2 separate regions of the Homo sapiens genome follow, and region 2 is linked to region 1. A link is an interaction called in ENCODE POLR2A ChIA-PET data of the cell type or tissue named here. Cell type or tissue: Panc1. All regions are shown on one strand. Links, peaks and the distances in the headings refer to the core of each region. The heading gives the core; the rest is flanking DNA. Region 1 overlaps CRYBG3 (crystallin beta-gamma domain containing 3). Region 2 overlaps GABRR3 (gamma-aminobutyric acid type A receptor subunit rho3).

Region 1 (9,524 bases), core at 3,150-7,149:
TTGGTTTGCAACTCTGCAACTCTGTCTTAAAACAGTAACTGAACCAGACCAAGCCTTTTTCCCATACTTACAGTCCACTTTTTACCCACACAGACTGGGTGTAGAAGTGTAGGTCCTTGTTCAGAACAGAGTTCACAGCCTCTTCTAGATGTAACTCTCTTCCCTCACAATGCTCCAGAGCAAAAAGGCTGATGGAGGGTTCTTCAAAAACCTATTAGCAGAAAAAGAAAGCGTCACCATAGGAGTGGCCATATCTCAGTGACATCCCAGTCTGAACACAGGGTACCCTGAATCCATTGTATTCTTAAATGCATGGAGTTTACTGTTTTACTCTCTAAGGTTGCTATAGTCAAAACTGCACTGGAAAGATTAGATTTTATTAATAATTTTTGTTCACTTTTTTGTAAACTAAAATTCAAGTTATCAGAAAAGCAATCAATCTCATAATAAAAACAGCCATAATAAAGAGACCCATGATTCCAAATCACAGATTAAGGTCTTGTGGTACTGTAATATGGACCATAATTAGTCCTGCCAATGCTTTTAGCTGGCAACAGAATAAATATGGAATGGAATGGCACCCTAATTTCTAGGAGGTCACAGGAGCAGTCACTAGGAATGTAAGACTCTGTGGTGGTAAGCTCTTAAAAATATTCCTAGGAGGAAGAATAAAGGCATTTTTAATTTAAAAAAAGCTGAAATGCACAAGAATGGTGGTGATTTCTGCATTAAAAGTATTTCTTCAACCCATCATGTCAGACAAGAATAGACTCAGTATTGCTTTTTCATTCATTAATGTATGCAAGACACCATGTTAAGAGACTTTTGGGGGGATGATAAAACAAGGCACCATCTATCCTTGTGTCTGGGGAATTACTAACAAATAGTTAAATTAAAACTGTACAGATATTGTAATGTAATCCAGTGCAGAAAAAGATATGCTGTGTCAGAGTCCTCAGTAGAAAGCTAGATTATTTTTAGCAGAAGGGAGCAGGAATCAAGCTTCATGGATGTGGTGGCTTGTGAGCTCAGTCTCAAAGGATGCAGTGGATCTGGAAAGAAGATGGTGAACAGAGGGAAAACATTCTGTGCAAAGCAAGACAAGAGAAACACATGGGACATGTTGGGGGAACGGCAAATCAGCCCAACAGGAAACAGCGGCAAGTGCTCCCACAGTTTGTTATGGTGCATTGCACTGCTTGCTTCTCCTCCCACACTGACAGGACAGAGACAGATCTATTCCCAGTGGAAAGTTCTTGAAGCTTCTGAACTAAGGACTATGAGTGGGCTGAAGCAACTGCAACTCGGTAGATAAGAAGCAAAGCACTAGCAGCAGGGGCAGTGGAGGGTCAAAGAACAATAAATGAACAGGCAGAAAATAACAAGCTCTCACAGTGACCCTCACAAGGGACCTGCTTATACTTGCATAAGAGAAGGATGAATTATGAAATAGTTTTTCTTTGCAGCAGTGTTTGGAACAGTGAAGGGTGTGGAATGATTTAAACGCCCATCAGGAGAGGACTGGTTACATAAATTATGGTTCATACACAGAAGAATCATATACAGCTGTAAAAAAGAATGGGGAGCTCTTTATGAAAGATCACCAAGATATATTGTTTAGAAATAAACACAAAGGATGGTATGAAAAACGTATTTCATACACTACCATTTGCAGAGAAGGAAAATTTCTGTGCACATACATATGTATGCGCTTGTACACACATTAAAATTTTTCTAAAAAATAAAAAAAACTGGTAACCATGGCTGCCTGTTGGGAAGACTGTGTAAGAGAAGATAAAGGGCACAAGTGCACAAGTGGAAGCAAAGTTTTTCACTAAGTGCCTTTTGGTATATTTTGACTTTTGAACCATGGGAATATTTATTTTAAATTGGTATTATTAATTTTAAGTTGGTAATTATTACACGTTGGCATTGTGTATATGTATTTTTTAATGGCCTTCAGGCAATCTGTCTGACAACAGTATAAGTGAAGAACAGAGAGAATGGAAGTAACGGCATCAGTACTGGTGCAATATATGAGGTCAGAGAAAAATAGACCCAGACCTAAAACAGGGGTTAGGGGGAAGGTTAGGAGTAAAGGATGGCCAGGAAGACTATTAATATCACAGTGATAAAACAGACATGCTAGTTAAGGCAAACAAATGGAATCAGTAAGTGAGGAAAAATGTGAAAAGTCATGGCTTGGGACATGCTGGTATAATCGGTTATATATAAAGAAATCAGGAGGAAAGCATGCCCAGATATCTTAATGTTGAGATAGAGCCAGGATAATCTTAACAGTGATGTCCAACATATACTGGACCTTTTGATCTGGAGTTCCAGGGAAAGACCAGGTTTAGAGATGTTGGGTTTGGGAATTCTCAGAATCTGGGTAATAACTAGAGCCATGGATAAGAAAATGGAAATGCAAGGAAACTAGAACTGCACTGACATACACAGGTGGGCGATGATGAAACATGGGAGGTGGAAGTGACTGAACAAATGAATCAGGAGAAGACAGCCAAAACAGAACCCATTTACACTGTAGAAGTGAAGGAGGAAGAGAATTATAAGGAAGACTTGCCCCATGGCATCAAATTCTTTCCATGTCGAGGGAGAGGGTGACTGAGATATGGCTGTTTGGGTTTGATAATCAGAAGGCAGCTAGTAACCCTATGAATGCTGTTTCAGCACCATGTCAGAAATGAAGTTAAAATCTAGGTTGTAAGGGCTGAAGAGTAAGTGGTGAGAAACTGTACAGGCTATAAAGGTATACAGACTATTAGAAAAATTTGGTGAAGAGCAGGAGGGAAACGGGGTAGTGGCCTATGAGCATGCTTTGTGGAAGGCGTTAGTGGAATAGAGAGAAGCTGAATACTGCAAGGCAAAAAGGATGTTCCAGGGAAGGAGGGAGAGGTACAATCCATTGCTTCCCATCAGTTCATGAGGAAAAAGATCACTTTGGAAAGGATGAACTCCACCTCTGAAATAAAAGGAAAGATAAAAAGGATGCCCAGAAATGTCCATTTAAAATCAGGAAATGTGTGAATAAATTTCTCTTTACGTTATGTGGCCAACACTGTCTGCTGATCAAGGAAAGTTTAAAGCATCTTCCAGAAGTTCCTGAAGTGATAGAAATGTTATGTATCTGGACTCTCCAATATGGCAGCCACTAGCCACATGTGGCTTGTGTGATCAAGGGATGGAATTAATTTAAATAACCACAGGTGGCTAGTGCTATGGTGTTGGACAGTACAGATTTAGGAGTTAGAGGATACTGGCAAAGAATGTAACAATTGCTGTGTGCAGTGAGACCATAAGCTAAGATGGACAGGCTACCTAGGAGCATTGATTTTCCCTCAGTAGACACCACTGACTGCACCAGGAATAAAAACTCATCTCTAATCACTGAGTTATTGAGTGGCCACAGGCAAGGTTAGGCACCTCTTCTGCTATCTGCAAAATAAATTGGAAGCATCCCAACAGTTTATAAAATAAACTGAAAGTAAGCAGACAATAAAAATCCACAGCCCTGACTATATTGGTGGATTTTTTTCAACATCTTCACTCTCAAGATTTTTAGAAAGTATTCCACTTTACCTTTTTACACACATCTACTTGTTGAGTTACTGATTAGTGAGGAAGAACAGATGGCAAGGAGCCTGGCCAGTGCTCCAAGTCAACAATCAGCAGCACTCTCCCCAGAGAAGAGCTGGCTGGGGTAAGAGCAACAGACATCTACATCAAAGGCATTTACTGGTTACATGATGTTAACTGTTTTATATCCCAGAGGGGGAAAAAATCTAGAAGCCTATTATGAGAAAGTAATTTAAATGCTAAGCATTATTCTAAGAAAAATTGACCTGTGTACATTTTTCCTCTTCCTTTTGCAGAATGCCTACAAAGATATTTTTCAAAACGCTGGTATTGTCACTGAAACGCCATTAAATTCAATCCCATCATTCTAGCAATTCTACCTCTAGAAATGTATCTCAAGAAAAGATAAAAAGCTTGATGGAGGGAACAAAAAATGTGTAAACATCTATGTTTTTAAAAATAATGATGCAGGGATATTGAGAAAAAAATTGTACAAGATGACAGAAAATATTTGAAACATTTTAACAGCTTATATAAATTAGTAAGGGTACTCTAAGAAACCTATTGGACAAATGGGCAAAGAAGGTAAGCCAATAGCATTAACCAAAGAAGAGACATAGCTAATAAACCAGCGTGGAAAAATATCCCACCTCTCATAAACAACAAAAGGATATCATTATGTGGTCCAACTATCAAATTTTACATTTGAGAACATCTACTGTTTTTGAAGCTTTGATTTTTTTCTACTTTATTTTAATTTAAATATTTAATTTATAAGTATACTTGAATTATAAATGTATTTAAAGGTTAGGAAGATTAGGAAAGTCAACACAGTGCTAACCTGGGCAGGATGATGGGGGGTGGTTAATAATCTTTTGGAAATAAAGGGTACTGAAGAACTATTAATATTTTAAAATCATATTTTTCTGATACATTTCCCTAACATGAAAATAGGAAGAGAGATCAACTATTAATAATCTTTAAAACTGAAGATGACACAGTAATCCGAACTTTCCAAGCATAAAAAAAAAAATATTTGATTACAGTTTGAGCTCCACAAATGTCTTCGCCTTAGTCCATGTTAACTTTGAAGCTGGCCAACCATTTGTGGCTAAAGGCTCTTCTTAGATGTCAGCAGTTAACAGGACATTCCTGCCGGATTAAGTCTAAATCATGCAAAGAGGATACAGTTTCTAAAAGGAAGATGTAGTTGTCAAAGAAAAAGAATACTCGACCAAATTGTATAAATGAAAATTTCAATACAAAAGAAGAAAACTCATTGTTCCTCCTCATCCCATCAACTAAAATAATAATTTAAATAATTTAAGTGATAATAACAGTAGAAACTAACATATATAGCACTTAATATGTGCTGGGAATTATTGTTCTAAGTTATATACCTATATCTGTATCCATCCATAGATATATATGTGCAATACCTTATTCATTGTTCTGAAATCCAAAAAGCTTTAAAATCAAAAATTTTTTTCCTAGTCAACATAACTCTACCTGAATAAATTGAAGTCTATTTATAATACTACCCAATTTGTGTAGCTGTGCATAAATTTCACTATAGGAACAGAAATATGTTTAATTAGGGGTACAGTCCAGAACCCTGCTGGGTGTGTTTCCTTTTAGGCCATACATGAATCATATTACTGTTTAAAATTTGAAAAACTTTAAATCCCAAAATACATTCAGTTTAGGGATTGCAGAACTGTATTTTTTCATTTTTTTTCCTATCAACTTTTATTTTCTGTTCTGGGGTATATATGCAGGGTTGTTACATGGATAAATTGCATGTCACAGGGGTTTCATGCACAGATTATTTCATCGCCAGGTAATAAGCATAGTACCCAATAGGTGGTATTTCAATCCTCACTCTCCTCCCACCCTCTCTGCTCAAGCAGGCCCTGGTGTTTATTGTTCCCTTCATAGTGCCCATGTGTATTTAATGTTTATCTTCTACTTATAATTGAAAACATTACATATTTGGTTTTCTGTTCTTGTGTTAATAAGCTTCAGATAATGGCCTCCAGCTGCATCCATGTTGCTGCAAAGAACATATTCGATATTCTGCTTTTTTTATGGCTGCACAGTATTCCATGGTGGCTATGTACCACATTTTCTTTATCCAGTCCAACGTTGATGGGTACCTAGGTTGATTCCATGTCTTTGCTATTGTGAATAGTGCTGCCCTGAATATACATGTGCATGTGTCTTTATGATAGAATGATTTATATTCCTTTGAGTATATACCCAGTAATGGAATTGCTAGGTCAAATGGTAGTTCTACATTCTTTGAGAAATCTCCAAACTGCTTGCCACAGTGGATGAACTAATGCACATTCCTACAACCAGTGTAAACATTCCCTTTTCTCCACAATCTCACTAGCATCTGTTATTTGTTGACTTTTTAATAACAGCCATTTGGACTTGTATGAGATGGTATCTCACTGTGTATTTGATTTGCATCTCTCTACTGATTAGGGATGTTGAGCATTTTTTCATATGCTTGTTGGCCATATGCATATCTTCTTTTGAGAAGTGTCTGTTCATGTCCTTTGCTCCCTTTTTAATGGGGTTGTTTGTTTTTTGCTTGTTGATTTGTTCCTTTTAGATTCTGGATATTAGACCTTTGTTGAATGCATAGTTTGTGAATATCTTCTCCCATTCTGCTGACTGTTTACTCTGTTGATAGTTTCTTTTGCTGTGCAGAAGCACTTTAGGTTAGGTCCCATTTGTCAATTTTTGTTTTTGTTGTAATTCCTTTTGGGGGCTTCCTCATAAAATCTTTGCCAGGGCCCACGTCCAGAATGGTATTTCCTAGATTTTCTTCTAGGGTTTTTTACAGTTTTAGGTTTTATATTTTAGTCTTTAATCCATCTTGAGTTATTTTTTGCAAATGGTGAAAGCAAGGGGTTCAGTTTCAATATTATGCATATGGCTAGCCAATTATTCCAGCACCATTTACTGAATAGGGAGTCCTTTCCCTACTGTTTATTCTTGTCAACTTTGTCAAAGATCAAATTTTTGTAGGTGTGAGGCTTTATTTCTGAGTTCTCTAACCTTTTCCATTGGCCTCTGTGTCTGTTTTTTGTACCAGTATCATGCTGTTTTGGTTACTGTAGCCTTGTAATATAGTTTGAAATCGGGTGGCATGATGCCTCCAGCTTTGTTCTTTTTGCTTAGGATTGCCTTGGCTATTTGGGCTCTTTTTTGGTTCCCATGTGAATTTTAGAATAGCTTTTTTCTAATTCTGTGAAAAAATGTTGGTACTTCGGTAGGAACAGTATTGAATCTGTAAATAGCTTCGGGCAGTATGGCCATTTTAATGACATTGATTTTTCCTATCCATGAGCATGGAGTGTTTCCCTTTGTTTGTGTTGTCTCTGAGTTCTTTCAGCAGTGTTCTGTAATTTTCATTGTAGAGATCTTTCACCTCCCTGGTGAGCTGTATATCTAGATATTTTATTCTTTGTGTCTATTGTGAATGGAATTGCATTCTTGATTTGGCTCTCAGCTTGGACGTTACCGGTGTATAGAAATGCTACTGATTTTTCTACACTGATTTTGTATCCTGAAATATTACTGAAGTTAATTATCAAATCTAGGACCCTCTGGGCAGAGACTATGGGGTTCTCTAAGTATAGAATCATATCATTTGTAAAGAGAGATAGCTTGACTCCCTTTTTTTCTATTTGGATGCCTTTTACTTCTTTCTCTTGTGGGCTTGTTCTGGCTAGGTCTTCCAGTGCTATACTGAACAGCAGAGGTAAGAGTGGGCATCCTTCTCCTGTTCCAGTTTTCAAGGGAATGCTTCCAGCTTTTACTCATTCAGTATGATGCTGGCAATGGGCTTGTCATATAAGTCTCTTTATTATTTTGTGATATGTTCCTTCAATGCCTAGTTTGTTAAGGGTTTTTATCATTAAGGGATACTGAATTTTATTGAAAGCCTTTTCTGCATCTATTGAGATAATTATGAGGATTCTGTTTTTAGTTCTGTTTATGTAATAAATCACATTTATTGATTTGTATATATTGAACCAACTTTACATCCCAGGAATAAAGCCTACTTGATTGTGGTGGATTAACTTTTTGATGTCCTGCTGGATTCAGTTTGCCAGTACTTTGTTGAGGATTTTTGCATCTTTGTTCATCAGGCATATGGGCCTGAAGTTTTGTTTCTCCATGTGTTTCTGTCAGGTTTTGGTATTAGAATGATGCTGGCCTCATAGAATGAGTGGTCAGAAACACGCCCAGGGTCACTCAGCTAACAGTTATTAATGGTAGAGTCAGGACTTGAACCAAGAAGGTCTCTAAGACATTCAAACCAAACTCTTCACCAGTAAACTATAATCCTTCTCATAGAGCCTCTCTCATTTGGTTTAGAAAGTCAGTTTCAACATGGATTTACCTTTCTTACTGATCTTTGTTTTCTCCTTATTTAAAAAAAAATTATGATACATTTTAAAAAGAATAACATAGATGACCATATACCTAAAACCCAGAAGTATTACATTTTAATTTTACTATATTTGTATCACATTTTAAAATAAATAAAACATAGCAAATACAGATGAATTTAAACTCCCACCACCCCCAGAGGTGACCACTATGCTCAAGTTGTAAATCTTTTCAGCTCATGTTTTTCTGTTTCTATTAATGGTTATGCATCTTTTGTTTTTAAAATTTACAGAAAATGTATTCTATTGTAACATCTTTAGTAGCCTGCTTTCCTTGCCTACTGTGTTTGAAATTTGACTCTTCATACGTGTAGCTGTCCAATTCATTGTAACTACTATATTTCATTCCCTTATAGGAATGTGTGGTTATTTGTTTCATCCATCATAGCTGCAACAGACATTCTTATTCCCCCCACCATTGTAATTAACACTTCTTCCACTAGCTATATATGAATAATCTTACTTCCCTGCAACTAAGCCAAACCTTAGTATTTTCAGATTTTAAAATGCCTGTAGCTAGAGTAAGCTAATGTTATTTATAATTGTTTTAATTTGTATTTCCTTGATCAGTAGTGAGGGTTAACATCCTTTGGATGTCCTGAGCCATTTTTCCCTCTTCTATAAACTGCCTATTTATATCCTCTGTTGGTTTTTGAAGTGGATTTTTCTGAATTGGTTTGAAAGAGCTCTTCTAATTATTTTATTTATTTATTTATTTGTAGAGACAGGGACCAGCCATGTCCAGGCTCTTCTGAACTCAAGCAGTCCTCCCAGGTCAGCCTCCCAAAGCACTGGAATTACAGATGTGAGCCACCACACCCAGCTAAGAGCTCTTCTTATATTCGGTACACTAAACCTTTGTAGGTTATATGGACTGCAAATATATTCTGTGGCTTGCTGTGGCAGTCTGAATAATTAATGCCTGCCTCCTCTCCCTACCCCACAAATGTTCACATCCTAATTCTTAGAACCTGTGAATATGGTGAATATGTTGAATATGTTACCTAACATGGTCAAGAGGTACTTTACAGATATTAGTAATTAAGGACCTTGAGATAGGCACAATCATCTAGATTACTCAGGTAAGCCCAAAGTGGCCACCAGGGTCCCTGTAAGAGGAAGGTAGGAGGGTTAAGAGACAGCAGATAAAGAGCAGAGACTAGAGTGATGCACTTTGAAGATGAAAGAAGGTCATGAGTTAAGGAATGCTGGTGGCCTCTAGAAGCTAGAAAAGGTAAGGAAATGGGTTCTCCCCTAGAGCTTCCCAGATGAAATGACTGCCAACACCTTAATTTTACCACAGTAAGACCAATTTCAGACTTCTGACTTGTGGAACTGCAAGACTGTAAATATCTGTCATCTTAAGCTACTAAGTTTACAGTAATTTGTTACATCAGCAATAGGACACTAATACATTTGCCTTTCACCTTTTTCTTATTCATTTGTGCTTTTTCTGTT
Region 2 (4,000 bases), core at 1-4,000, 98 kb before region 1:
ATTACCAAGACTCACGCCTACTGTTTCTCAATCTTCATAATACTTTGTGGGAAAGGACAAAAATTAGGAATGCCAGTGAGAGGCTCTCCCACGAATTGAGATTTCTTTGCCTGATCCCATCAGGACTCAGACTCCTAGAAGATCCTCTCCTCAGACAGAAGAAATCCAAAAGCTTCTTCTCAGTAGCGGCTAAACTGAAATCATTTTTTTTTTCTAGAATGGGGGAGAGGGGAGAAGACACAAAGGGATTTAAAGTGGTATGTGTATAGAATAAGACTAGAACACTCTGAGATAAATCTGATGCTCCATGATATAGTGATCCTTTATTAAGCAAATTTCCTTCTGTCTCCTTGGTTTTATTTCATCCTTCATTTTATTTACCTTCCTATGTATGCATCAGAGGCCTTCAAACGAGGGTGTCTATCCTCCTGGGGTACAATGTATTATACCTCTAAGGGTAGATGCAAGGTATCTGAGGGGCATGTAGACATGAATAGTTTTAAAACAGTTTTTGGATCTTTAACTTCCCTCTGACCTCTTTCTTAAAACTGATCTACTCACCACCTGCAGTGTCCTTTATTACCTCCTTTTAATGATTGCTCTGTCCCACCTGGCAATATACAGGCATCCCTCTCCCTCTTCCTGAATCCTACGAGTATTGCCCCAGCGTGTAAAAAGTTCCTGGGTACAAAGAGATCATTACAAATATTGTTGTTGAGATAGCGGATGATGCTGTACTTTTCTTAATGGCAATTCTCTATTTTTTGCTTTTAACAAAATTGAAGGAAGAACCTAATTAATTTGTCAGGTTATAAATAATTAAACTGATTGTTGAAGATAAATTCTACAGTGTGAGTTTTGAAAAGTAAGTAAGGAGTTTAAGTAATTAAGTTGCTTTGTTAAAAGAATACTGAAACAAAATTTCTTCAAATTCCATGTACTTCCACATATATGAACAAACTTTCTCAATATTTCCATCTATAAAGATTAAAAAATAAGAACAGAATTAATGCAAAAACCGAGTTTTATTCCAGCAATGAGTAATACCCATTTGCCGATACATAGAATAATTGGAGAAAGTGAATCATCAGTTCATTAATAAATACAATTTTAATAAAATTTTATTCTTAATTTTAATAAGTATCAATATTTAAACAAATTGTTTTATTCCATTCATAATTATTATAGAAAATAAAAAAGTTAATTTCTATGCTTACACATTTTTCTTACAAAGGTACATGATGGAGTGATAAAATTATATGAAGTAAATAAAATGGAGATAGTAGTTTTTTTTAAAAAAAGAATGATATAAAATTTCTGATTTTTAAAAAGCTTGTTCAGGTATCTTTAAATGCATAATGTGTATATTTAGATTCACTGGATACACTTAAAGGAACAATATGTTTTATCTGAAATCATCAATATTTGAGTAATTTCAAAATTTATGATGAAGAAATGTAAATGTCTATTTAAATATATGTGAGGGGAATATATAGATTTTCAAAATTCTTTAAAAGCGTATTTAAGCAACAGATCCTTTTTGGGAAATAGAAGGTATAAAAAATACAAAAAAAGGCAAAAGTAGATAAATATGGAACATCTCATTGTGCACCTGAAGAGCCCTCAAGTTAGAACAGGTGCAGGTGCTTTCGCACGCTGCCAAGAGAGCATTTCACAGTGGGCTCTGTCTTAAGCATTCTTGGGATTCTTAATTAAGATTTATCCTTTTCAATCTCATGGAGAGGTATGCTTCTGAGCACACACATTAGTGACATGCCATTTAGCTGTATTAAAAGATTATTACCAAAGAGGTTTACAAATTTTCATGAGTTTTCACTCATAGTTACATTTCCATTTTTCTTAAAATAGTAACAAGTAGTTAGATTTATTAAATGTCTACTATTTTCTAGGCCGGTGGATCTCTTGAGAAATTGTTATACATGCAAATTGTCATACCCCAAACCTATTGAAACAGAAGCTCTAGGCATAGGGCCCAAACAGAGCATAATTTGGATGTATGCCAATGAAAATAATGTTTACTTTGGCTTGGTGACTTGAACATAGTAGACATTTAATAAAAGCTAGCTGCTATTTTTTTTTAATAAATAGTTCATTCTAGCTCCTTGAAAAAACTTTTCTAGTTAATTCTAGCTCCTTGGAAAAACTAGTTGTATGTGTTCAATTATTCATAGGATATAATGGCTTAACATGTTTAAAATAAAACTCATTGCCTTCTACCAAAAACAGATTTCTTTTCCCAACTTCTGCATTTCTATCAATGATAAACTACACATCTGTAAACCTCTGATGGTTTCAGCCAGAAACTTCCCTATTGAAAGACCACACTGGGTGATCTCAGGTGCCCATAAGATGTATTCCTTTTAGCAGCTGCTCCAGATTCTGAAATTCTCCCCATCGAAGTCACTTTATTGTGTAAGAAAGTTCACCTACATGTCTTATATTAAAATTCACATTGGTTTCCGATGTGAATTAATATTTTGTATTAATACAAAAGCATATTAGCTATTCAGAATGACTAGGATCCACTTAGTAGAGCCCTCAGGGTCTTGCGTTATTGCTCCTGCTGCCCACGATGATGATGATGATGATGATGATGATGATGATGATGATGATGATGACAGCCACCTTTTTCTGGAAGGAGGTGCTGAGCAAGGTCTCCGGCTGAAGGCTGCTGCAAGTTGCTCACAAAGGAGCTATGCTAAAACAGACATTTCCCCTCCACACCCACAGTATCACTGAGAAGTAGGTGTCACAGGGCAGAAAACAAATCAGGGAGGTCCAGCAACCTGCTCAAGCTCACCGACACAGGGAGAGACAGGGCCTTATTCCCAGTCAGGACACCTAGGGCCAAGAGGCCACTGCCTGCTTTCCTTCGTCCTAGAGAACTGTAGGTAAAAACAGACATCACCTACTTCACAATTTGACCTGGCTTCAGGCATAAATATTGCCATCCCTCAGGCTCTAGAACCCCGGATGGGAATTCTGCCCGGTGCGCTCTCAGCCTGCACCCTGTATTTTCTGCTCATTTTGTCTTTGTAGAACACTGCCTTAATCTGTTTACAATCTTGCGGTCCTTTCGTTTTCTCGCTGTCTTCGTGCAGAGATTGTTCAGCCCCAGTGACCCCAAGGATCACCTAGGTAGCTTGTTCAGGTGCAGATTACTAGGCCCTGCTTCCTAGGGGACTGATTTAGTTGATCTGGGACAGGAGTCCATGAATCTGAGTTTTGATCACCTCCACTCAGGTAATTGGGATTTTCCAGGTCTAAAAACCGTATTCTGAGAAACAATATGAGTTTGTGCATTAAATCCAACTGAGTTTGTCACTTAATGTGCTCCAAAATTTGGTTTACCTTATTTGCTCCACACTTATATAATAAAGAACAAATGTTGACAGCTCTTTGGCTTAATATGAACTGAGAAAATGAGCTTTTATGTATGTATTTCAGAACATGTTATGTTGAGCACAGATGGCTAACCTAAATCAAAATATCCAGAAGCATATGTATCTCAGAAGTTTTTTTTTTCCCTTTGGGGGAACAGCAAACAAGAAACTAGAATGAAGAAAGATGACAGTACCAAAGCGCGGCCTCAGAAATATGAGCAACTTCTCCATATAGAGGACAACGATTTCGCAATGAGACCTGGATTTGGAGGTGAGTATTATCCTCTCAAAATTCATTTCAAAACCCATTGCACTGTCAAAATGGAGGTGAAAATTTAAAACAAGACCAAAATGCAAGTAAAGTCCATCAGTTTAAAACAAAAAAAGAAGGCTTTTACAATCACCTTCTCTTTAATGAGAACAATTGATGAGTTATCCATTTTAAATTGACCAAAAAAACTCATTTTCCTACTATGCACACTGTAGTAAATAGTATGTGTTCCATAAATAGAGAATGGATATATGTTGCCTATACACCAACTTATTTTCTAACTAAAATCCTTAAATTGGATACATGTTATTTATAAAATCTTATT

The links. Peaks named below come from ENCODE experiments on the same cell type or tissue, not always from the same donor. Only the 100,000 strongest peaks of a DNase experiment are listed, where the experiment ranks them.
Region 2: POLR2A ChIA-PET joins it to region 1 with 5 read pairs; 2 of 35 experiments call an interaction of 5 or more read pairs at or near these places.

What each region holds. Positions count from the first base shown.
Region 1 is chr3:97,924,381-97,933,904 of GRCh38, reverse strand. It overlaps CRYBG3 (crystallin beta-gamma domain containing 3), which reads right to left. Exons shown (of 22, transcript NM_153605.4): 18 at 72-211. Among named protein-coding and RNA genes, the nearest start is that of RIOX2, 43 kb to the left of the region's middle. In Panc1, for the core only: no CTCF peak of the experiment used is centred there; no DNase peak of the experiment used is centred there; H3K27ac peaks cover 1,516 bases.
Region 2 is chr3:98,025,242-98,029,241 of GRCh38, reverse strand. GABRR3 (gamma-aminobutyric acid type A receptor subunit rho3) reads left to right here. Exons shown (of 10, transcript NM_001105580.3): 3 at 3,563-3,675. Among named protein-coding and RNA genes, the nearest start is that of GABRR3, 8.1 kb to the left of the region's middle. In Panc1, for the core only: no CTCF peak of the experiment used is centred there; no DNase peak of the experiment used is centred there; H3K4me3 peaks cover 622 bases.